Regions from separate parts of the Homo sapiens genome. Here region 1 is linked to region 2. The links are chromatin loops, found by intact Hi-C in ENCODE. Cell type or tissue: PC-3. All regions are shown on one strand. Each heading gives the region's core, and the rest is flanking DNA. Links, peaks and the distances in the headings are about the cores only. Region 1 overlaps CEP89 (centrosomal protein 89). Region 2 overlaps CEP89 (centrosomal protein 89).

Region 1 (11,943 bases), core at 2,607-6,606, 52 kb after region 2:
GCATGCGCCCTGCGCCATGGCCCGCAGAGATGTCTGAATGTCTGATTGAGGGTTCTGCTAAAACCCTCTGGGCCTGTTTTATTTGTTCCATTGTTTAATTTTGTTTCTACATTTTACTCTGATCTGAATGTAATATTGGTCTCAAGTTTTATTTGCTCCTCATCTTCTTTATTCTTTTAAAAATTCCTCTTGTTTGAACTGGACTTCCGGAATCAATGCACACCTCTAATTGCCTTTCTCTTTTTTTCTGCTGCCTTCCATCTCACTGATATTTTTATTTTGTCTCATTTTCTTTTTATTTTATTTTTTGAGACAGCATCTCACTCTGTCTCCCAGGCTGGAGTGCAGTGGCACGATCTCGGCTCACTGCAACCTCCGCCTCCCGGATTCAAGCGGTTCTCCCACCTCAGCCTCCTGAGTATAGCTGGGATTATAGGCATGAGCCAGTTTTGTTTCATTTTCTTGAGAGATTTTATTAATTTTTGATTAGGTATTTTATTTCTGTTATTTCTATTATTATTATTATTATTACTACTTATAGACAGGGTCTGGCTCTGTTGCCCAGGCTGGAGTGCAGTGGTGTGATCATAGCTTACTGCAGCCTCAAACTCCTGGGCTCAAGCCATCCTCCTGCCTTAGCTTCCCAAGTAGCAGGGATTACAAGCATGAGCCACTGTGCCCAACTTTTTTAAACTCTTCATTCACTGCAGTCAGGGCCTGGGGATCCCCACTCATGGGGAACAGTGTAGACTCACTCCAGATCCATTTGAGAGCAGGCCGGTGGCTCTAGTCCCCAGGTGATGCCTGGCCTTTCAGAACAGGTTTCCTTTGAAGATCTGCAGGTCTCCCACCCACCCCTCCTTTCTTTGAGGGTCCTTCACATCCTCCACTTACCTACCTTCACAGTGCCTCTAGTAGGAAGAGAAACTTGGACAAGAGTGGGTCCTGAGATTTTCTGTCACTCTTGATCTGCACGATCTCTCAGTCTACAAACATCCAGGGTTTGGCATTGACTTTTGTCCTCAAAGCAACTGATACTTTGTCTGCCTCTTTGGTTTCAGTTTAGGCTTCATTTTTTCTGCCCTTAGAGACTGCCTGTTCTTTCGAGTTCAGCCATACATTTAAACATGATTGCTATAATTTACCAAATATCTTCAGAAAACCAAAGTCTGGGGAATTTTTTTTTTTTTTTTTTTTTTAAATACAAGGTCTTGCTCTGTTGCCTGGGCTAAAGTACAGTGGCACAATCTCAGCTCACTGCAGCCTCAAATTTCTGGGCTCAAGTCATCCTTCTGCCTCAGCCTCCCGAGTAGCTGGAAATACAGGTGCATGCCACCACGTGGGCCCAGCTAATTTTTAAGTTTTTTGTAGAGATGAGGTCTCACATGTTGCCCAGGCTGGGGCTTTTTTAGACATAGTTTAATTAAGTTGTTCTTACCACACAGTGGGCATCAGGGGCCTTGGAAGGAAGGAACGTTCACAAGAAAAGTGACTCTGGCCAAGTGGGCACATCACTGGCCTCCCTGAACTTCAGTGTCCTGCTCTTTAAACCGTGGTGCGAAGTCCACCTGCAAATCCAGTTTCCAACATTTTCCAGAACCATCTGGCAGTGTCCGGGAAGGAGCTGGCCTCTCCAGCCTGGCCATGCTCCCCGATGGGGCTAAGCACCTTGTGAGGTGTGGCTCGTGTCCTGGTCTATTCCCAGTGGACTGTGGCCCTGTGAGGATGTGGCCACCTTCATCTGTCCTGTCTCCCCAGCACACCACAGGGCACTGCATCCTGGTTCTGGAAACGCTGCCCTGTGGCTCTTTCCAACCTCACATGCCTCGGCCCCTCAGGGCCTCCCCATCCCGGCACATGGGCCAGGCCAATCTTCTCCATCTTGGCAATGAGTCTTATCTCCTCAGGTCCCCCACCTCACCCCCTGACTCGCTCTTAGCTCTGGGCTGTATGGAGCGGAAGACCTGTGGAAGGTCACTGAGTGCTGGCCAGGTCACAGTGGACAAGCAGACGGGACACAGGAGGGGCTGTGTGGGTGCCTGTGGCCAGGCCATCGTGCTAGAGCGTCTGGCTGGCCAAGGCCAGCCCTGCAGTTCCTGCAGTTCCTTATTCGACACGCCCAAGTTCATTCTTGAGAGAAAACAGGGATTGCACTGGCGCCAAAGTCAAGGGCAGAACATAGAGGGAAGAGAAATGCCTGTGCCGTCCTGCTGCTCCCCATTCCCAGGGCACTGGCCGCTTCATTCCACACTGAGCCCCAGCCTGGGCTGTCCTGCTGCTCCCCATTCCCAGGGCACCAGCTGCTTCATTCCACACTGAGCGCTTGCTTCAGAACCCAGGCACCGAGGGCTCTGTTCCCTGCTGATAGCGTTCTTCTGTTTTGAGTTCTTGCTACTTTGGGATTCATATGGGCTCTATATTATTTTTAAAATTGTGCCATTTTAAACTTATTTCCCTCAGAGAAATGGAAGGTGAACTTGAAGTTATTTGGGAATCTACCTTCAGGGAAAACCGAAGAATCCGAGAACTTCTCCAGGACACACTCACGAGGACAGGCGTGCAGGACAACCCCAGAGCTCTGGTTGCCCCCAGCCTCAATGGCGTCTCTCAGGCAGACCTGCTGGACGGCTGCGATGTCTGCTCCTATGACCTGAAGTCTCATGCCCCCACCTGCTAGAATCTGCGGGAGCCCGTGGTGTAGCCTCCTCTGGCCTGAAAGGTCTGCCTCACACAGGCCTTCCCTGCAGGGCAGCCCATGGTGGCAGCCGGAGGTGCGTAAGCCCACTGAACGCTGCAGGGCAGGGAAGAAATAAATGGTCTCATAGTTTAATCCATTGATAACATTTTGCTTTATTTTTTAATTTTTTTTTTTTTTTAGAGCTAGGGTCTCACTCTGTTGCCCATGCTGGAGTACAGTGGTGCAATCATAGCTCACGGCAGCCTCAAACATGTTTGAGATCCTTCTGCTTCAGCCTCCTGAGTAGCTGGGACCTCAGGTGTGCACTGTCAGGCCCAGCTAATTTTTTTCTTTTTTGTTGAGATGAGGTCTTGCTATGTTGCTCAGGCTGGTCTTGAACTCCTGGCCTCAATCTGTCCTCCTGCCTTGGCCTCCCAAAGTGCGGGAATGACACGTGTGAGCCACTGCGCCTGGCCCATTGTGCTTTATTTTAATAACGTGCTGCTGAAATCTGTTTTAGCCAGGGCATGTTCTCTGGCCACATTGCCACTGAGATGAGTTCTATGACACCCACTGCTCTGGTGAGTAGGTGGCCTGCTGAGCAGGCCTGCCTTCCAGCTCCTAGATCTGCAGCTGGGAAGTGCTGGAAGGGTTGGGCGGGCAGCTGAGCCCTCGTGCCATGTGTCAGATGGGGAAGTGTCACCCGAGGAGCCAGGCCATGGCACCGGCCCTGATGATAGCTGTGCGTGAGCTCTGGGGGCCTTTTCTTGTTTGGTCAAAAAAAACAAGGTGCTGCTGCTGTTCATGCCCTCTAAGTTGTACAAACCTTTTCTGCCCTCTCCCCTAGCCCTTCTCTATCCTCCTGAGCAAGTACTTTATTCTCTTTTGTTTAGTTGTTACTTTTGTTTGTTTGTTTTGAGACAGGGTCTCACTCTGTTACCCAGGCTGGAATGCAGTGGTGCAATCACCACAGCCTTGACCTCCAGGCTCAAGCGATCCTCCCATCCCAGCCTCCTGAGTAGGTGAGATGACAGGTATACACTAACATGCCTGGCTAATTTTGTAAAAAAAAAATTTTTGTAGGCCAGCCATGGTGGCTCACTCCTGTAATCCCAGCACTTTGGGAGGTCGAGGCAGGCGGATCACCCGAGGCCAGGAGTTCGAGACCAGCCTGGCCAACATGGTGAAACCCCATCTCTACTAAAAATACAAAAATTAGCTGGGCATGGTGGTGGGTGCCTGTAATCCCAGCTACTTGGGAGGCTGAGGCAGGAGAATTGCTTGAACCTGGAAGGCGGAGGTTGCAGTGAACCAAGATCACGCCATTATACCCCAGCCTGGGCAGCCTGGGCAACAAGAGCGAGACTTTGTCTCAAAAAAAAAAAATTTTTTTTTTGGTAGAGATGGGGTCTTGCTATGTTGCCCAAGCTGGTCTCAAACGTCTAGCTTCAAGCAATCCTCCTGCCTAGGCCTCCCAAAGTGTTGGGATTATAGGTATGAGCCACCGCGCCTGGTCTGGGAAGGTAATTGATTCTGGAGCCACACAGCTCCCCACCCATGTAATGAGAGCCCTGGCTTTGAGCTAAGATAGAGTCCCTGCCCCACTGCCACCACCAAGAAGCATACCAGGGGGCCATGGTTCTGTCCCATGTGTGTTAGATGACGTGCCACCTCCTCAGGAAAATTACCCCAGCCGCTCAGGACCATTCAGTCCCAGGCATGCTGGAGGGACTTGGGGACATTGGGCTACAAAGGACCCTAACTGTGGGACTCAGGGGTGGCACCCTGCAGCATCTCCTTTTCAGAGCCCCTCGCAGTGAAGTCCTGCCTTGTTTCAGGTGGGAAGGAGGCCCCAGTACTGGTCCTTGGTCATGTGTAGAAGTTCTACGTGTGATCTTTGATTGCCAGACGGAAGGGTGAGATAGAAAATCATAGTTCTTTTATGACTCTATAAGCTTGTTCAACAGTTGAATCATTGTAATTTAATTTTATTTTACAAGCGGTAGAAAGACTCACTGGGATTGAAAACTGTGTATCATCTCCCTAGGAGATGACCTAACAAATAACTGTGATGCTATTTCAAAGGCATTTACGGCCGCTCTGCAGCCTCCTGTAGACAGGCTGACAGGCGGCGGCAGCCCAGCGTGGCTGCGCGGGGCAGGAGTGCTTGTCAGCAGGAATGCTGCTCCCGCCATCGTGACCTAGAGAACCACTGTTGACATCCCTGTCTTTCTGCCTTTTATGCAAACATTTTATTCTTTTGAGAAGTGTCCACTTTTGTTCTTATGTTTCTGCTTTAAGTTTTTCACACAGTGCAAACATACTTTGCAAGTATGGGGACTCCTGGATGGCACTGTGACCAGGGCAAGGGCAGGTGTCCCACAGACACTATCTTCTGCCCAGCCTCCTGCTGGGTGCCATAGGAAATGGGCAGAGAAGCCACGAGTCCAGGATGCCAAGGAGGGCGGGGCAGGCAAGGCAGAGAGGCACCTGGGTGCTTGTGAGATTCCAGGAAAGGACAGAAACATTGGGGTGCTTCTGGGAGGAACTGGCACGCCCCGGCCCTTGCAGAGTGGACAAGGTTTCAGGAGCTACAGAAGGGTGGAGAGGGCCCCCAGGAGCACAGCAGGCACTCAGAGCAGCAGGAGGGGGTTTGGTCAGAGCTTGGGTGGGAAATGAGGCCGGACTGCACAGAGGAGAACTGGGTCTGCTGGGAGGGGCTCCTCCTTCCCCATGCTGCAAGTGTCTGGTCTGAGCAGGGAACCCTTCTCTTTCTTGGTCCTGGTGAGGTTTCATACGGCATTGGAAGATTCCTGGTCAAGCAGCTGTAGAACATGACCCAGGCACGCGAGTGAGCCTTGCTGGCTTTGCCATTATTTAAAAGCAGCCCTGGGCATGGTGATGGCGCCTATGGTTTCAGCTACTCAGGAGGCTGAGGTGGGAGGATCACTTGAGCCTGGGAGGTTGAGGCTGCAGTGAGCTATGATCATGCCACTGCACTCCAGCCTGGGCAACCAGGTGAGACCCTGCCTCAAAAATAATACAATAAAAAGTAAAAGCAGCCCTGGGGAAATGGAGACAGTGGACAAAGCAGGCTGGGGCACCAGGTGTGCATGTGGGTGTGAGTCTGTCATGAGAGCTGTCCTGAATGCCCTTAACGCCACTGAACTGTATGCTGGAAAACAGTGACAACAGTGGATTTTGTTATATAGACAATTAAAAAAGAAATAACACCCAGGCCTGCTTCCTGAGTGTTTGTGTCATTTTACTTTCCCACCACCAACCTCCGCGCAAGTTCCGGTTGCTCCGCATCCTCATCAATGCTTGGTGGTGTTGTCAATAACTGTGTTGAGAGGACAGAGATTTAAGGCCGAGGGTGGCCTAGCATTTAGCCTCGAGCGCAGCTGTCACTGGCTCCTCACCCCCTCCCCTACCTGTATCGTTGGCGGGAATGAAAGGCACAGTCCCCAGTGTGGGTGGCTCAGGAGAGCCCTCCCTGGGCCCAAGCAGCTCTTCCAGCAGGGAGGGCTTGAGCCGGATACAGATCCCACAGCAGGAGGCTGAGCCTCTTGGGATGGGGCTGGGCTGACATCTGAATTCTTGAGTAAGACTGGAAACATCATCCACTCAAAACTTGGCTGGGCGGCATGGGGAGGGCTCAGTGTGCCCAGGTTTGTGGCACCTCTCTGCTGGGTCACAGCTGGGCAGGGGTCCACAGGTAAGGAGTGGCTGCAGCCAGGAGTGGGAGAGGGGATGGGTACAGCTTGTTAGGCCTCTCTTGGTTTTCTCAAGGTGTGAGTCCATGGCCCCAAAGCTGGGCAGGAAACCTGCTGCCCTTCCAGCCTCCCAGGCTTGGCTTTTTTTTTTTTTTTAGTTGAGACAGTCTCGCTCTGTCACCCAGGCTGGAGTGCAGTGGTGCGATCTCGGCTCACTGCAACCTCCACCTCCTAGGTTCAAGCAATTCTCCCACCTCAGCCCCCCGAATAGCTGGGATTACAGGGTGTGTCTCACCACGCCCATCTAATTTTTTTTATTTTTAGTAGAGACAGGGTTTTGCCACGTTGGCCAGGCTAGTCTCAAACTCCTGACCTCAAGTGATCCGCCCACCTCAGCCTCCCAAGGTGCTGGGATTACAGGCATGAGCCACCATCCCCAGCCTCAGGCTCGGCTCTTTTCCTCATTTTTGACTAGGGGTGGACTGGGTAGGAGGGTTTTGGAGAGAAAGAAGAAGGGCGGCTTTTGTAGTTGATATTCACCTGCAGGGCCCCGCTGGGCTGCTTTGCAGGCCCAATGTCTGCAAACAACAGGACAGAGGTAGTGAGGACCCAGGCTGGGCTATGGAGACTTCAAACCTACGGAGCGCATGAGGCTGCTTCCTGGAACTGGGCATGCCACCTGCTACTGAGGACCCAGGCTGGCTCCCCGCGTCTGTGCTGGGTGCTCTGGGCCGCCATCCCCTTGTTCCACAGTCCACCCGTGTGTCAGCACTCTACAGAGGGTATAGATGAGACAGGGAGAGTGCACTGAGGTGACAGCATTGCTGCCTTGGGTCATCAGGAGCCTGGAGCATCTATTTCACCTGGTCAGGAGGGTCCTGAGTATTTTATTAAAGAATAATTCTTTGAAAGTGAAGGGTCTGTGTGTAGTATATGTAGCATACCAGGGCTGGGTTGCAAGCAACAGAACTATACTGCCCAATGTTAAGGGAAAGAAGGAAATATTTTGGAAATGTACACTCTGTGGCTTCCACCATGTTTTGAGAAGGACAGAAGCTGGAATAGCCTTGGGGTGAGGGTCTCAGTAGTTGAACACCGTCAGCCTACCCTGTGCTTCACTCAGGTAGCAAATCCTGGGAGACAATGGCCTCTTGGCTGACCTGACATCCTGAGCCCTCCTGTGTGGCCAGAGAAGTGAGGTCTTTTGGTTGGTAGCCCACCAGTGTCCCACAGAAAGGGACAGTTCCCCCCAAGTTGTGGATGCTGGGCAGACAGAAACAAGATTACAAAAAATGGTAACTTCCTATGTTAGAGTCTCCATCTGTCACCCAGACTGGAGTCCAGTGGCACGATCGTAGCTCACTGCAGCCTTGAACTCCTGGACTCAAGCAGTCCTCCTGCCCCAGCCTCCCAAGAGTAGCTGGGACTATAGGTGCACACCATCATGCCTGGATAATATTTTTAAATTCTTTTCGTAAAGACAGGCGCTCGCTATGTTGCCCAGGTTGGTCTCAAACTCCTGGCCTCAAACAGTCTCCCTGCCTCGGCCTCACAAAGTGCTGAGATTACAGGCGCACAGCCACAGCACCCGGCCCCCAAAATAGTAACTCTTTATTAAAGATGTTTGATGACACAGAACCCTCTTTCCCCAAAATCAGCAGCGATCACAACTTTCATCATGTGTGGCCACCGTGGTTGAGAAAAGAGGCAGCGACCATGAATCGTGACGAGGTCGGTGGGGAAGGGAGCAGGATGGGAAGTCGTGTTTTGACAGCATGCTGCAACTGTCTTCCCCACGCAGGTTATTTAATGCAAAACCATATTACTTGGAACACATAAAAATGATGGACAAAGTTCGAAGGCAGAATTGTACTATTCCAATAGTTGTTGGATATATATAGATTGTTCCTAGATAAGAGTTTTGAAATTATGTTTATGCTTTCCTTGCTAATTGTTTTATGGCTAGACAGCACGTCCCTGACATCGAAAGGCTTTGCACATCGCTAACTCATCACAAGTTCTTCTGGTTGGAATTCAGGTAGTAAGGGAACAAACAACTCTTCTATCTGTGGTAGTATGCCAGTTATTTCTGTCTTTTGGGTCCCCCTCCAAATCCCCAACTGCTACCGTCAGCAGCAGTGGGAAGGAATACAAGACCGAGTGAACTTAATGAATAGGAGAAGGTGAAAACTTGAAGGCAGGTCTGGAACAAGCTTTCAGCGGTAAAGGAAGATTCAGCCTCTGCCTGAATGTTTGCCCAAGACCTTGCCTCTGTCACGAGGACAGTGAATTAGAGAACAAGGCACCCAGCTGGGCAGCCCAGAGGCTGTGCAGAAATGGACTGACACTATGGGATTAAAGACGTCTTTAAAACCATCACAGGAGGCCAGGTGCAATGGCTTACGCCTGTAATCTCAGCACTTTGAGAGGCTGAAATGGGAGGATCACTTGAGCCCAAGAGGTCAAGGCTGGAGTGAGCCATGATCACGCCATTGCACTCTAGCATGGGAGCAAGAGACCCTGTCTCAGACACAAACCATCACAGGAGAAGGAAATGTTGGGGCTCAGGACACACCACCCCCAAAATATGACTGTAGGAGACTAGATATATATCACCCCAAATTATACTTCTTTGGAATATTTTGAGCTGGTTATTCTGAGAAACTGCAGACACAACAGGTGTAGCTCTGAAAAGCTGCCCTTTGCAAAAGAAATGTATGTCATGAAGGAAATCTACATTAGTACAAGTATCTGTACCAGGAAGAGACAACTTTTATTACCTGAGAGACTTATATCTGCATAACAAGACGACCTTTATTCGCCATGCATTTCCTCCCCTCACCATCCCATTACTAGTCCCTACCTGCCCCAGAAGCCCCAAGCCCCTAATCCTTATATAGCTCAGGATGCTATATAGGGTTTAGTCATCTGGCCCTTCTTCAAGTCTCTTGTTTTGTGGGACTCAGTTGCATATACACATAATTAAAACAGTTTTCCTCCCATTAGTCTCAATTCGAAGCCCAACCAAAGAACCCAAAAGGGTGGAGAGAAGCATTTTACCCTCCCCAACTGAAATCAAATGTGCACCAAATATAAGATAAAATGTAGATGGTGTGAAGATCTTCACACTGCAAGCATTTTTGCAATCGGAAGGGAAAAAGCACGGGTTGAAAATGAAGGTCAAGAGTCTTTAGCAGAAACTTAAGAAATAGAGTGGTTGGGCGGGTGTGGTGGCTCACACCTGTAATCCCAGCACTTTGGGAGGCTGAAGCGGGTGGATTACTTGAGGTCAGGAGTTCAAGATCAGCCTGGCCAACATGATGAAACCCTGTCTCTACTAAAAATACAAAAATTAGCCGGGTATATTGTCACACATGTAGTACCAGCTACTCGGGAGGCTGAGGGAGGAGAATCGCTTGAACCTGGGAGGCGGAGGTTGCAGTGAGCTGAGATCATGACACTGCACTCCAGCCTGGGTGACACAGCAAGTCTCAAAAATAAATAAATAAAATGGTAAAAATGACAGTAGGATTTGCGCTTTGGGAGGCCGAGGCAGGTGGATCACTTGAGGTCAGGAGTTCAAGACCAACCTGGCCAACATGGTGAAACCCCATCTCTACTAAAAATACAAAAATTAGCCAGGCATGGTGGTGGATGCCTGTAATCCCAGCTACTCAGGAGGCTGAGACAGGAGAATCACTTGAACCCAGGAGGCAGAGGTTGCAGTGAGCTGAGATCGTGCCACTGCACTCCAGCCTGGGCGACAGAGTGAGGCTCCATCTAAAAAAAAAAAAATTGACAGCAGGGAGGTGAAACTTCAGTCACATGGCAGAAGCACTGGATACACAATGAACCAATGGTCTTCAAGAACTGAGGAAAATTTTGCTTTTTAAATGAAATCCGTATTATTTTCCATGAGGAAGAGCTTATGAGAATTACTTGAATACTTTCTGTGTATTCAAGGGAGGGAGAGGGTGGGACTGCGGTGAAAAACACAACTTTAAGAAACAGGCTTAAGAAATGCTCACCGTGGACCCAAAATGAACTGAAGTGGAGGTTTCTGACTTAACAAAGGACCCTCACATCCCGATGTTCCAGACTCGGCACTTGGAAGAGGCCCAGGAAGACCAGAGGGCTGGTCCCGGACATTCATGGAACATGCAAGTTCAGTGTGTTCCGTGAGGAGGCGCCTGTTGCTCGCCCTGCGTCGCAGGTTCAGACCCTGATCCTGGCAGTGCTGCCTGAGCCCATGTGGGTAGTGGGTGAGGTTGCAGGGCTGTCTGGCCCCAGCGGGGGACCACTGCCCCACCCTGATGTCCTCACGTGGTCTCCTGTCAGCCTGCCAGGAGCACTTTTGACCCAGGGGGTATTCTGTGGTGTTTTGCAAACATGGATGTGCCAGGTACTATGATGAGTGCTGCAACATTAGGAGGAGTGACCCCAGCAAGCCGGTGGGCAGGTTCTGTCTAGGGTGGCAGGACCTGCCACTAGCCTCTCTGCTCAGGGCTCTGGGCATGGCAGGCAGGTAAACAGGTGGGCCCTCCCAAGATGGGAGGTGACGAACTTCTAAATCAGGACCGTGCCTCTGGGACAACAAGGGTCCCTGTGCTCTGCAGACGGCTTTCAGAGAAACCTGTGCCTCTCTCAGGTCTGCTTGCCCCAAACTGCTCCCAAACTGACCCCCAGAGACTGGCCCAGCTCCTTCCATCCCTGACCTTTGCTTCCATCTGATATCTGGGATGCAGTTAAGTTTGGCCCAAGGCAAAGCTACCAGAGTTTTGGCTGAAGGTAACAGCTACGATGCTTCAGATGCAGTGCTTATGCTGTGCCAGGCTGTCTCATAAGGTCTCATAAGGTGCTTCCTTCCCTATCTGAAAGGGCTTCGTGCTGACCCCTGAGGCTGCCGCCTGAGCCTAGGTCCAATCGCAGTGCGGGAGAACCTCTGCTCCCTCCCAGAGAGATCCAGACCCTGGCAGCCCTGGATGCGGACCGGAGCTTCCTGGCCTTGTGTTGCCTGTCCCCCTCCGTTTCCCCGAAGGGGAAGGTTTTGTGTCCCTTGTGATGAGCCAGGACATGGCTACGTGAACAGCACCACAGCCAAACCTGATGGGCATTTGGCCGCAGCTGCAGGGAGGACACGAGGCCCTGCATTGCCTCAGGCCTGCTTGTGATTCCAAGTGGTGAAGCCCCATCACTGGTAAAGAGGAGTGGGACGGGCTCAGCCGCTCTCACCTGCTCAGCCAGAGGCAGGCCCTTGGCTTGGGGGAAATTCCTGGGCGGGGAGGAAACTGACCAACAGCTGAGTTACGCACACACAGCGGTTCCTGTTTGAGCTGCCTGACTTGGGTTTTAAATATAGCCTATTAAGGCAATTAGCGAATTGGTTCCAAAGTTTATCTCCTCTGATTCCCAAAGATAAAAGAAGGCATAATTTATTTTATCTTTAGGTAAAAAGTGTAGACGATTTGGGACCATCTGGTTTTAAAAAAATAATCTGACCTAGACACAAATGAACAAAACAAAAACGGTTTTGGAGAGAAATTGGTGTTC
Region 2 (11,943 bases), core at 4,530-8,529:
GAGGGTGCAGACTGCAGAGACACCCAGGTCCTACACATGGGAGGGCAACTGTAGCAGCACCCCATGAGCTCCTGCCCCACCAACTCAGAAGGGGCAGGGCTCCCGCTTGTCCCCGGCTCCTGATGGCTCTGTGGAGCATGCAGCCCTGACCATACCTCTGGAGCAGGTGCCCACAGTGGGGTGAAGCCAGGCAGTGGGATCAGGCACTTCGGAGCCTATGGTGGGTGGTGGGGGCCTTCTTGGGCCCCCAAGAACACAGAGATTCTCGGGTCTGCAGCCGGGCTTGGGCAGCTGCAGCAGCACCCAGGGAGGGCCGGGGCTCCTGCCTGCTCCATGGAGCAAGAGGCTTGGGCCACACCTCCCTGCTCTAGAGTCTGTGCGGTGGCCACTCTAGATGGGCCACTGCTGCCATCAGTGTCACTGCTCTGAAAATCCTGGTTTAAGTCTCCTCCGCGTCAGATTAACTTTATTTGCACCCTTTCAATCTCAGCATTTTCAATGCTGTATTCTGGGCGATTGCTGGGGCTCCAACTTCTGCGCCATGCATTCATTTTTCATGATGTGTATCCTGCGGCTCAGCCCATCCTTTCAGTTTATGGTGTTAATCAAACGTTAACTTCCATGATTTCTGTGACACTGACTACGTCTCTCTGAAAGTTGTAACCATGCGCATCCAGTCTTAGGGTTTGTGTTGCAGCCCCTTCTCTTCTCTCACTTGCCATTGGTGTTCTCTGGCTCTGCTGTTTGATACCTCTTGGGGTCTCTGAGATTCCCTGTGGCCCACATGGGGATGCTACCTCTGTTTACTGCACCCTGCCTGAAGAGGGAGAGCCAGCAGGCTGCCAGGCTGTACCGACTGCTGCCTCCAGCAACTGATGGGGATGGACAGGATGTGAGGCCCACCGGGATCCGTGGGGACCCCTCTTCCTCCTGGCTTTCTCCAGCCCCCTGCCCTGCCTTTCTGCCCTCAGGGCCTGTGTGTTCTGCCTGAGGAGGGGCACACATTTCTGCTGTTGCTGCCTGGGTCAGGTGGGTTAACCCCTTGCTATTCCCACTCTGGTTATCTAACTCAACAGCTCATCAGCTGCTTCAAGCTGCTTCTTTTTAAATATAATTTTATTTATTGATTGATTTTTGTAGAGATGGGCTCTTGCTATGTTGCTCAGGCCGGTCTCGAACTCCTGGCCTCAAGCAAGCTTCCTGCCTCAGCTTCCCAAAGTGCTGGGATTGCAGGTGCGAGCCACCAGGCCCAGCCTCATCAGCTCTTTCTAGGCCACTTTGTGTCTCCACTCCTACCAGGGCAAGGTGTATCCCTGGAGCCACCCCTCCCCATTTTCTAGCTGCCCTCTCTTGGCACATTTCAGGCTTGGCACCCATCTTCATTCTCATCTCAACTGTTTTATCTCTGGGATTTCTCAGGGTTCCCTTGTTTCTATGTAGCTGTGGAGTTTCCCATTTCTGAGCCTCACCTTTTGCATGTTAGGGATTGGATATGTGTGTGTCAGAGGTTGGGCCAGGCTCTCTGGAGCCACCAGCCATCCTGCCCTCGTCTGTGTGGAAGCTCTGCTTCCGCCTCTCCCTCCCCTGGGAGGTGCGCTGGCCAGGGCCCATGGGAGCCTCACCTCCTGTGACCTTTCGGAGCACATCTCCCCGTGGAACAGCGCTGGTTTCCACCCCACTTTCTTGCTCTTCCTTCTTAAGGTCCTATGTGACCTCGGTTTTCTCCTCACCCTGGTGCCTTCAGGTGCTGCCCACAGGCCAGTGGCTCGTCAGTCTCCCCAGCAGAGGCTGCCCTGGGACTCTGGGCCTCTGTACCAACCCAAGCCTGCCTCTCCTCATCTTCCATCCCCACCTGCTCTTCACAGTGTGCTCCTCATCTGGGGGAGCATCTGCCAGACACAGACCTGGGTGGTCATCCTGGGTCTGCTTCTCTCTCACTGCCCGCACCCAGCCAGCCACCAGCCCCTGAGTCCTGCTCTCATGTGTCCTTTTCTCTGTGTCCCCACTCTAGTGCTGCCCCTCAGCTGTTGGGCTAGGCCTCATTCTAACCTGCCTTCTTCCCTGCTGGCCTGAGGGATTCACCCAAGAGCAGAGCCTCTTCCTTCTCACACCTTTGCTTGAAAGCCCTGCTGGCTCCTGCTGCCCTGCAAGATGAACTTTCCATGCCACATCACAATAGGCACGGCCTCCTGCAGCTCTGGCCTCCCTTTCTGGCCTCCCCTCAGTACCTCTCTTCCTGCCACCCGCTGTGACTTCATCAGGCCACTTACTGTTTCCTGTAGAAGCCATTCCCTTCCCAGGGACCAAAGAACATGGCACCAGGCCTGATGTGGTTTTTGGAACAAAGTCAGTTGATTTTGATGTAACATTGTCAACATCAATTAACATTGTAAAATTTTCCCCTGAACCCTTTCAGATATAACTGGTAGAGCACGTCAAAGATATACAGAAATAACCAGAGAAAAGTTTGAGGCATTAAAAGAAGAAAATATGGACCTAAACAATATGAATCAAAGCCTTACCCTTGAACTAAACACAATGAAACAAGCAATGAAAGAACTACAGTTAAAACTTAAGGGAATGGAAAAAGAGAAGAGAAAGCTCAAAGAGGCTGAGAAGGCGTCGTCACAGGAAGGTGGGGACAGACAGAGTGCCTTTATTAGAGGAATGAGCAGGACTTCACTCAATTATTTTGAGAGTTAATATTTTATGTTGTGATATTTGTGTTGGTAATTTATGTTGTAATATTTCAGGTTTTTTTGTTAATATCCTTATGTTTGTTGAGATTTGATTTCATCTGCTATATCATTATTACACTAAAGAAATTCCTCAGGTTGGAAAGAAGCTGAATTTACAAAAACAAAACAGAGATTCCAATACTTCTTTTGGAACTTGATGCTTAGCTTACATATATTTCACTTCAGTTTTTATCCCTAAGAGAAGCATAAAAAAGCTCCTCCTTTACCGTAGACTTACCAATGATTATATTTTCCTTGCTACTTTTATAGGTTAAAAAAAGAAATAGTATTTTAATTTGTATTTCTGTTATTATTGAACTTGAATATTTTTTCATATCTTTGCAAGTCATTTTCTTTTTCTTTCATAAAGCTGCCCACTTTATTTATTTATTTTTTAGAGACAGCATCCCACTCTTGTCACCTAGGTTGGACTACAGTGGGGTGGTCAGAGCTCACTATAACCTTGAACTCCTGGGCTCAAGTGATCCTTCCACCTCAGCCTCCTGAGTAGCTGGGACTAAAGGCAAACGCCATCATGCCTGGCTAAGTTTTTTTTTTTTTTAATTTTTTTTATAGCAGTGAGGCCTCATTGTGTTGCCCAGGCTGGTCTCAAACTCCTGGCCTCAAGGATTTTTCCTCCTTGGCCACTTAAAGCACTGGGATTTTAGATATGAGCCACTATCATGGCCAAGTTGCCCACTTTACAATGAGACACTTGACTTCTTTTTATTGATTTGCAGGAACTCCTTACATATGAAAGATTTTATCCCTTTGTCATAGGTGTAATATTTTCTTAGTTTGTTGATAATTGGGCTAAATCAATAAAATGTTTTTCTTTTATGACTTACACTCTTGGTATTAAGTCATTTTTAACTCTAAGGTTATATAAATATTCACCAATATTTTCTCTATACCTTTTTCTATTTATATAAAACTAATATAGCTTTAAGTAAGGTGGTGTCAGTTTTTTTCACATAGACCCTGCATAATTCTTATCTTAGGCACATTTATTTTTAGATACTATATATTATTTGTGCTGTTACCTTGTGGGATCTATTTTCTGTTTTGTTTTCTAATAGGACATTGCTATTATGTGGGAAGGTTATTAGCTCTAATACATTTTCCATGTATTCTATATGATTTTTCTCTTTCTTTTTTTTTTTTTGTGAGATGGAGTCTCCCTCTGTTGCCCAGGCTGGAGTGCAGTGGCGTGATTTCGGCTCACTGCGAGCTCCACCCCCTGGGTTCACGCCATTCTCCTGCCTCAGCCTCCCAAGTAGCTGGGAATATAGGCGCCCGCCATTACGCCCGGCTAATTTTTTGTATATTTAGTAGAGACGGGGTTTCACCGTGTTAGCCAGGATGGTCTCGATCTCCTCACCTCGTGATCCACCCGCCTCGGCCTCCCAAAGTGCTGGGATTACAGGCGTGAGCCACCGCACCCGGCCTCTGTATGATTTTTCAAAGCACATATTCTTATGTCATCTGAAACAATGACTATTCCTTTCCAACTTGAAATTTTTATTTTACTTTATTGTACATGCAAAAACTTCCACAAACTTTCAATATAACGTTAACTATTCAGTGTTAAAAAACGTTGTAACTTTTATTCATTCACACACACAGACACACATACACACACAGACACACACGCACACACAGTTCATTGCCTCTGAGCGTGAAAGAGGGGAGAAAAGCAAACGATTTGCAATTTAATAAAATCTGGATAAATTGGATGTTATTTCTTATAGTATAATATTAAATTTTTTTCCCTAGTTGCTGCACCTGAATTACTTTATCTGCGAAAACAAGCTCAAGAACTGGTGGATGAAAATGATGGATTGAAAATGACTGTCCATCGTTTGAATGTAGAACTCAGTCGATATCAGACAAAATTCAGGCATTTGTCCAAGGAAGAGGTAACGTTTCCGATTGTGAAAATCAGCTTTTCAGATTTTTAAGCCTTTACTGTTGAATTGATTTCCAATCTTGAGAGGTTCTTATTTATTATAATTTGATGTAAGAAAAGCTCTGTCCAAGGCACAATGTTTCTAAGGACCATTCTGTTTCTTGCCTCCTTCCCTTCCTTCTTCCCCGTAATAAAGGCAATAAAGACTGTAAAACATTGGGACAATACAGAAGTGTACAAAGTAAAAGAGGCCGGATGAGGTGGCTTGTGCCTATAATCCCAGCACTTTCAGAGGCTGAGGCGGGAGAATTGCTTGAGCTCTGGAGTTTGAGACCATCCTGGGGGACATGGCGAGACAGTCTCTACAAATAAAAAATTTAAAAAAATTAGCTGAGCATGGTGGCGCATGCCTGTAGCCCCAGCTACTCAGGAGGCTGAGGCAAGAGGATCTCTTGAGCATGGGAGGTCAAGGGTGTGGTGAGCTGAGATTGCGCCACTACACTCCAGCCTGGGTGACAGAGCAAGACCCTGTCTCAAAAATTAAAAAAAAAATAACAAAAGTAAAAGAATGAAAGTGTATGTCGGCTGCTCCCTTCTCAGTCACGTTCCTGAAAGTTGCAGCTGTTGTCAGTGCATTAACTTCGAAAGGAAAGCAGAGTTTTCAGTTCTAAGAACAGTTGCAGAGTCCAACTCCACACACTCTCACTGAGCAGGTCACTGCATGAGATGCCGGGAGGAGTGCCAGATGAACCGATGCTCAGGTCCTTACTCTTACAGAACTTGGGGCTGTGAAGATGTGAGTGACACTGTGGACACAGGAGAGGGAGGCACCGCTGGCTGGGCTCTTGCTGGGGTAGAAGGCGGGAAGGCACACGGTGTTCTCCCATGGCTCCTGGGAGTTCAGGCCTCATGGGCTTCTGAGTTGCTTTTTGAAGGAGGGCTTACGTTTCACTTTTTTTTTTTAATAACAGCTTTGAAATATAATTCACATACCATCCAATTTATACCCATTTTAAAAGTGTACCATTTAGTGGTTTTTATTGTAGTCACAGAATTATGCAACCATCACCACAGTCAATTTTAGAGCACTTTTGTTAAATCAAGAAATGTTGGCTGGGCATGGTGGCTCACACCTGTAATCCCAGCACTTTGGGAGGCTGAGGTGGGCGGATCAGTTGAAGTCAGGCGTTTGAGACCAGCCTGACCAACATGGTGAATTCCCATCTATGCTAAAAATACAAAAAAATTAGCCAGGCATGGTCGTGCGCACCTGTAATCCCAGCTACCTGGGAGGCTGAGGCAGGAGAATCGCTTGAACCTGGGAGGCAGAGGTTGCAGTGAGCCAAGATCATGCCACTGCACTCCAGCCTGGGTGACAGAGAGAGTGAGACTCTGTCTCAAAAAAAAAAAAAAAAAAGGAAAAAAAAGGAAGTGTCATACCTGTTGGGAATCACTCCCTATGTTCCCCTGCTGCCCAATTCCTCCAGCTCAGCCCCTGGTAACCACTAATCTATTTTCTGTCTCTATGAACTTGTCTGTTCTGAACATTTCATAGAAATGAAATCATACAAGACATGACTTTGTGTGACTGACTTCTTTCACTTAACATAATACTAACTTTTAAACAAAAACAAATAAAGTTCTTAGGGTCCTATAATTCAAAACCTGCTTGCTAGGTCAGGGCCTTCTGCAGGACCATGGGGCGGGCAGACAGGCCCAGGGACAGCCTTCTCCCATGTTGTCTTCTGCCCTGTGCAAATGCCATGTTCTCCAAGACAGTCTTCCCTGATCACCCCAGCCAGAAGTGATTGATCTCTCTCTCTCTTTTTTTTTTTTTAGACACAGTCTCTCTATGTCGCCCAGGCTGGAGTGCAGCATGCACAATCTCAGCTCACTGCAATCTCTACCTCCCGGGTTCAAGTGATTCTTGTTTCTCAGCCTCCTGAGTGGCTGGGATTCCAGGCGTGTTCCACTGCGCCCAGCTAATTTTTGTATTTTTAGTAGAGATAGGGTTTCACCATGTTGGCCAGGTTGGTCTCAAACTCCTCACCTCAAATGATCCACCCTCCTCAGCCTCCCAAAGTGCTGGGATTACAGGCATGAACCACCATGCCCGGCCCTCTCTCTCTTTTAAACCATTGCAGACTTTTGTTTGTAATCACTCTTAAGGCACTTATAGCATTCTACCCTATACTGTTTTTGTATATCACGTACATTTGTGTTAGTGGATTTTATTTCTGTTACTAGGTCATAGAATCCTTGAAAACAAGGGTTGCGTTGCAGTGTCCATAATGACTTAGTGAGTTGCCAATGTTTGCAGAGTGAGTGAGTAATTACATAGATATTAAGGTGTTCACATTGTAAAGCTTTTGTGAAATAAATAATTATTTTGTCTAGGCCATTGATTCTGTACTAGATTTTCCCTCCTAATCTAAACAAATAGAAAACCAGACAGAATATGTAATGCAAATGTTTACAGATGTCGAACAGCAGGCAGCACCAGCCTATGACCCTCAAGAGTAGCAGGATAAATAGATGAGCCTGTGATCTGCTTTCTGTCTGGAGGCAGTCTCAGATCACAGAGCAGGGAGGAAGGGCCTGAGCTGAGCCCTTCCCTGAGTTCAACAGAGATGAGAGTCTGGGGAAGCTGAGGAGACTAGAATTCGTAGGGCAAGAATACCAGAAAGAATGGAGTCCTGGAGAGAAAGAGCTACTTATATAAATCTGCATGGGGCTCCTTGGAGTCTTGTGGAATACCACCCTGCACATGTGTAGGATGAGACTGCAAGATACTGGGCAGAAAATAAGAACAGGGAGCTGTGAGCTGCATGGTTCCCAGAGCTCACACAGCACCGGGAACCTTCGAGTTCTGCCCAGCCACAATGGAGAGACCTTGCATTGAGTCAAGAGCCCAGGAGGGCCGTGCCTGAGATGTATGGCTAAAAGAGCTTTTTAGGAAAGGTTACTACAGACCTACCATGACCAGGGTGAAAAAACAAGCCTCAGAAGCATGAAGGTGATCCACAAGCAACTTAGGAGTTGAAAGAAAAAGAGAGAGAGAGAGAGGAGGGAGGAAGGAAGGGCGGAAGGAAAAGAAACCAGTACTCTTTAAAGGAAGATAACAAAATCCAGACACTCAACAATGTGACATTAAAAAGTTCCATATCCAGTGAAAACAGTCACTAGATATGTTCTAGATTTTAAAAGACTAAAAAGGGCTGGAGGCCAGGTGCAGTGACTCACACCTATAATCCCAGCACTTTGGGAGGCTGAGGTGGGCAGATCACTTGAGGTCAGGAGTTCGAGACCAGCCTGGCCAATATGGTGAAACCTCGCCTCTACTAAAAATACAAAAATTAACCAGGTGTGGTGGCACACACCTGTAGTCCCAGCTACTCGGGAGGCTGAGGCATGAGAATTGCTTGAACCTGGGAGGCAGATGTTACAGTGAGCCGAGATCATACCACTGTACTCCAGCCTGTGCGACAGAGCGAGACTGTCTCAAAAAAAAAAAAAAAAGAAAAAAAAAAAAAAAGCCAAGTGTGCTGGCTCACACTTGCAATCCCAGCACTGTGTGAAGCTGAGGCAGGAGGATCACTTCAGGCCAGGAGTTCAAGACCAGCCTGGGCAACATGGTGAAACCCCATTTCTACAAAAAATACAAAAATTAGCCAGGTGTGGTGGCATGCACTTGTAGTCTGAGCTGCTCAGGAGGCTGAGGTGAGAGGATTGCTTGAGCCCAGAAGGCAGAAGTTGCAGTGAGCCATGATCTCACCACTGCACTCCAGCCCGGGTGATGGAATGAGACCCTGTCTCAGAAGGAAAAAAAAAGGACATAAAAGACTTGACAGCTAAATGCAACATGTGACCCTGAATTGGATCCTTGATTAGAAAAGAACATTAGTGGGAAAATAGATGAAATTTGAAGATAACATATAGGTTAGGTTAGGTTAAAAAATAGTATTATAGGCTACTCTAGGCACACTGCCTATGGGGTACCCCTGCTCTGCAAGGAGCAGTAATATATATATATATATGAAAATAGTATTGTTATCTGTGTTGATTTCCTGATTTTCATGACAGTACTGTGGTTAAGTAAATGAATGTTTTTGTTTTTAGGAAATACAAGTATTTAGAGGAAAAGGGGCATTATATCTGCAAATTACTCTAAAACATTTCAGAAAAAATATTTCTCTCATATATACATATATACATATAGATAGATAGATGGGTAGGTGTATGGGAAAGTGGATGGATGGATGGATGGATGGATAGATGGATGGATGGATGGATGGATGGATGGATGGGTAGGTGGGTAGGTGGGTGGGTAGGCAGATGGATAGACAGATAAATGCATAGATGGGCAATGCCCAGTCTAGATTAAGAATATCTAAGACTTGAAAATTCAGAGGAAGTGTGGTTTAACTTGTCTTCAATACATGTTTTGTTCTTAGAGCTTAAATATTGAAGGCCTCCCATCCAAGGGCCCTATACCACCCTGGTTGGTAAGTGAAAGTTATTTAATTTCAGGCCCATATTTTCAGGGTATATTTGCATAGCTATTAAAAACCATTTCAGGCCAGGCGCGGTGGCTCATGTCTGTAATCCCAGCACTTTGGAAGGCTGAGGCGGGTGGATCAGTTGAGGTCAAGGGTTCAAGACCAGCCTGGCCAACATGGTGAAACCCTGTCTCTACTAAAAATACAAAAATTAGCTGGGCGTGATGGTGCATGCCTATAGTCCCAGCTACTTGGGAGGCTGAGGCAGGAGAATCGCTTGAACCCGGGAGGTTTAGGTTGCAGTGAGCTGAGATCGTGCCACTGCACGCGAGCCTGGGCGGCAGAGTGGGAATGGCTTCGGGCAACGGAGCTCATTCTGACCGCAGGAGGTCAAGCCTGTGCGGGTGTTGTAGATGCCTCCTGTGCCTCCTGCATGCCTCTGGGTTCCTCATTTAAGTGGCCATATAGATCCCTGAAATTGGAAGGATCCAAGGAGAGAAATGTTGGTTGTTCTGGGATCCTGAGCTGGGAGAGTCGTTAAAAAACAATAACAACTGCAACCAAAGAAACCATTTCAAAAAAGTATAACTTCTTGCCATTTAAAAATTTTCTGGTTGTGTTTAGATGTAAGAAATATATTAACCTTCCTTTACTCTCTATCTTCAGTTGGATATAAAGTACCTGTCACCATTGTTGCTGGCTTATGAAGATATGATGAAAGAGAAGGACGAGCTCAATGCCACCCTCAAGGTAGGCTGGCAAATGTCCCAGAAGACACAAGATTTATAAAAATATAGGACCGCTTCAAATTTTATAAAAACATTTTGAATGTAGGTATACCCAGCATATTATAGATAACCAAATGTTTATTAGAGGACAGAAAGGAGGAAGGAAGGAGTGTGGCAGGGTGGGAGGCAGGGAAAGAAGGAAGAGGGGAGGAAGTAAGGGAGTGATTGGCAGAGCAGGAGGGGTGGATAGGGAGCGAGGGGAGAGGTATGGAGGGTCAGAGCAGTGCTGCATGAGAAGCCATGGCTTTCTGGACAGCCAGCCCATATGGGCTGAGATCTTGGGGTGCAGGGAAGACAGCAGGGGGGAAGTGCTTCTTTCCTGTTACTGTGCAGCTGCAAATACCACCATTAGAAGGGACATTTGGGCTGGGCGCGGTGGCTCACGCCTGTAATCTCAGCACTTTGGGAGGCCGAGGTGGGTGGATCACATGAGGTCAGGAGTTCAAGACCAGCCTGGTCAACATGGTGAAACCCCGTCTCTACTAAAAATACAAAAATTAGCTGGTGTGGTGGCACGTACCTGTAATTCCAGCTACTCAGGAGGCTGAGGCAGGAGAATAGCTTGAACCAGGGAGCTGGACGTTGCAGTGAGCCGAGATTGCATCACTGCACTCCAGCCTGGCGATGGGGCCAGACTCCGTCTCGAAAAAAAAAAAAAAAAAAAAAGGGCTATTTGGGCAGACATGGGAAGGAAAGGCTGGAGATGTTTTGGGCAAACTTAGATGCTTCTTAATTCTAGGATGAGCTGACCCCAGGGAAGTCTGATTGCTGAGCTGTTGGAAATGGAGAAGTGAGGTTTTTATCCATTTCTGCCTTGTCCACCGCCGTTTTGTGGGAATGACTTCGCGCAGCGGAGCTCGTTCTAACTTCAGGAGGCCAAGCCTGTGTAGGTGTTGTAGATGCCTCCTGTGCCTCCTGCATTCCTCTGGGTTCCTCATTTAAGTGTCCATATAGATCCCTGAAATTGGAAGGATCCAGCGAAAGAAATGTTGGTTGTTCTGGGATCCTGAGCTGGGAGGGTCCTTTAAGAGGCTCCCAGCTTGTTCCTAATCAGTGATGCTGTCCCGTGTCCATGTCCCATGGAAAGGAATTTTAATCCTTTTCATTTAGACTGAGTGTTGGATGCTTAATTTTCTAAGAGCATGAATGAATCTTGTACTAATTGAATATATAACAATCCTAATAGCTAATAATATTATTTTTTTGGTGCTCCTTCTAAGTCAGGGTCAGCACAGACTTTCTGTCAAGGGCCAGTTAATAAGCACTTTAGGCTTTGGAGGCCATGCAGTTTCTGTTTGCACCTGCTCAGCCCTGCTGTTGCAACATGAAAGCAGATGAGGATAACATGTAAATAATGGGCGAGGCCCATTATTTTATTTATAAATAAATAAAACTTTATTTATAAAAACAGGCAGCTGGTTTGCACACTTTAGTTTGCCTGACCCCTGTTCCAAAAAAGAGTCACATGGACTGCCAGCAGTGAGTGAGTGTGTCTGGGTGGAGAGATGAGAGGAGAAGTTACTTGGCAGTGCTGCTTTAAGTTAAAAGGGTGTAGGCATAAACACCTGACAGCTGGGAGTAGAATATTTTACAGGCACACCAGAGTAAATATTGGCACCTCAGATTCTCACCAAAGGACAGCGCAGGACACGGAAGCTGGAAAAGCCCTGATGGAGGAGGCTCAGCTGAAGTGTCACACACACAGACTGTTGGGAGCTGAAACAGACATAGACTGTTAGGCATCAAAACCGGCCCAGCGACAGACCTCGTGTTGTGGCTAATGGCCAGTGAAGCTCTGCAGACTGATGACGCTAGTAAGACACTTTCTCATGGTTGTCATGGACAAAACTAAGAGCCTTGGCTGGATGTGGTGACTCATGACTGTAATCCCAGCATTTTGGGAGTCTGAGGCAGGAAGATTCCTTGAGCCTAGGAGTTCAAGAGCAGCCTTGAGTAACATGGCGAAACCTCGTCTATACACAAAATACAAAAATTAGCCAGGCATAGTA

Evidence for each region. Hi-C counts contacts between places; a loop is a spot of excess contacts. Peaks named below come from ENCODE experiments on the same cell type or tissue, not always from the same donor. Only the 100,000 strongest peaks of a DNase experiment are listed, where the experiment ranks them.
Region 1: it touches region 2 in a loop (17-fold over the local background); 1 of 110 quality-filtered maps calls a loop at or near these places.

Annotation. Positions count from the first base shown.
Region 1 is chr19:32,869,896-32,881,838 of GRCh38, reverse strand. It overlaps CEP89 (centrosomal protein 89), which reads left to right. Exons shown (of 19, transcript NM_032816.5): 19 at 2,461-5,914. The coding sequence ends at 2,677. Among named protein-coding and RNA genes, the nearest start is that of SLC7A9, 6.1 kb to the right of the region's middle. RefSeq lists enhancers at 5,798-6,683, 10,722-11,244, 11,245-11,767. In PC-3, for the core only: a CTCF peak has its summit at 5,052; a DNase peak (open chromatin) is centred at 4,728; H3K27ac peaks cover 1,338 bases.
Region 2 is chr19:32,924,143-32,936,085 of GRCh38, reverse strand. It overlaps CEP89 (centrosomal protein 89), which reads left to right. Exons shown (of 19, transcript NM_032816.5): 8 at 2,417-2,635; 9 at 4,515-4,657; 10 at 9,102-9,152; 11 at 9,813-9,896. Among named protein-coding and RNA genes, the nearest start is that of CEP89, 42 kb to the left of the region's middle. RefSeq lists an enhancer at 1-467. In PC-3, for the core only: no CTCF peak of the experiment used is centred there; a DNase peak (open chromatin) is centred at 6,965; H3K27ac peaks cover 1,777 bases.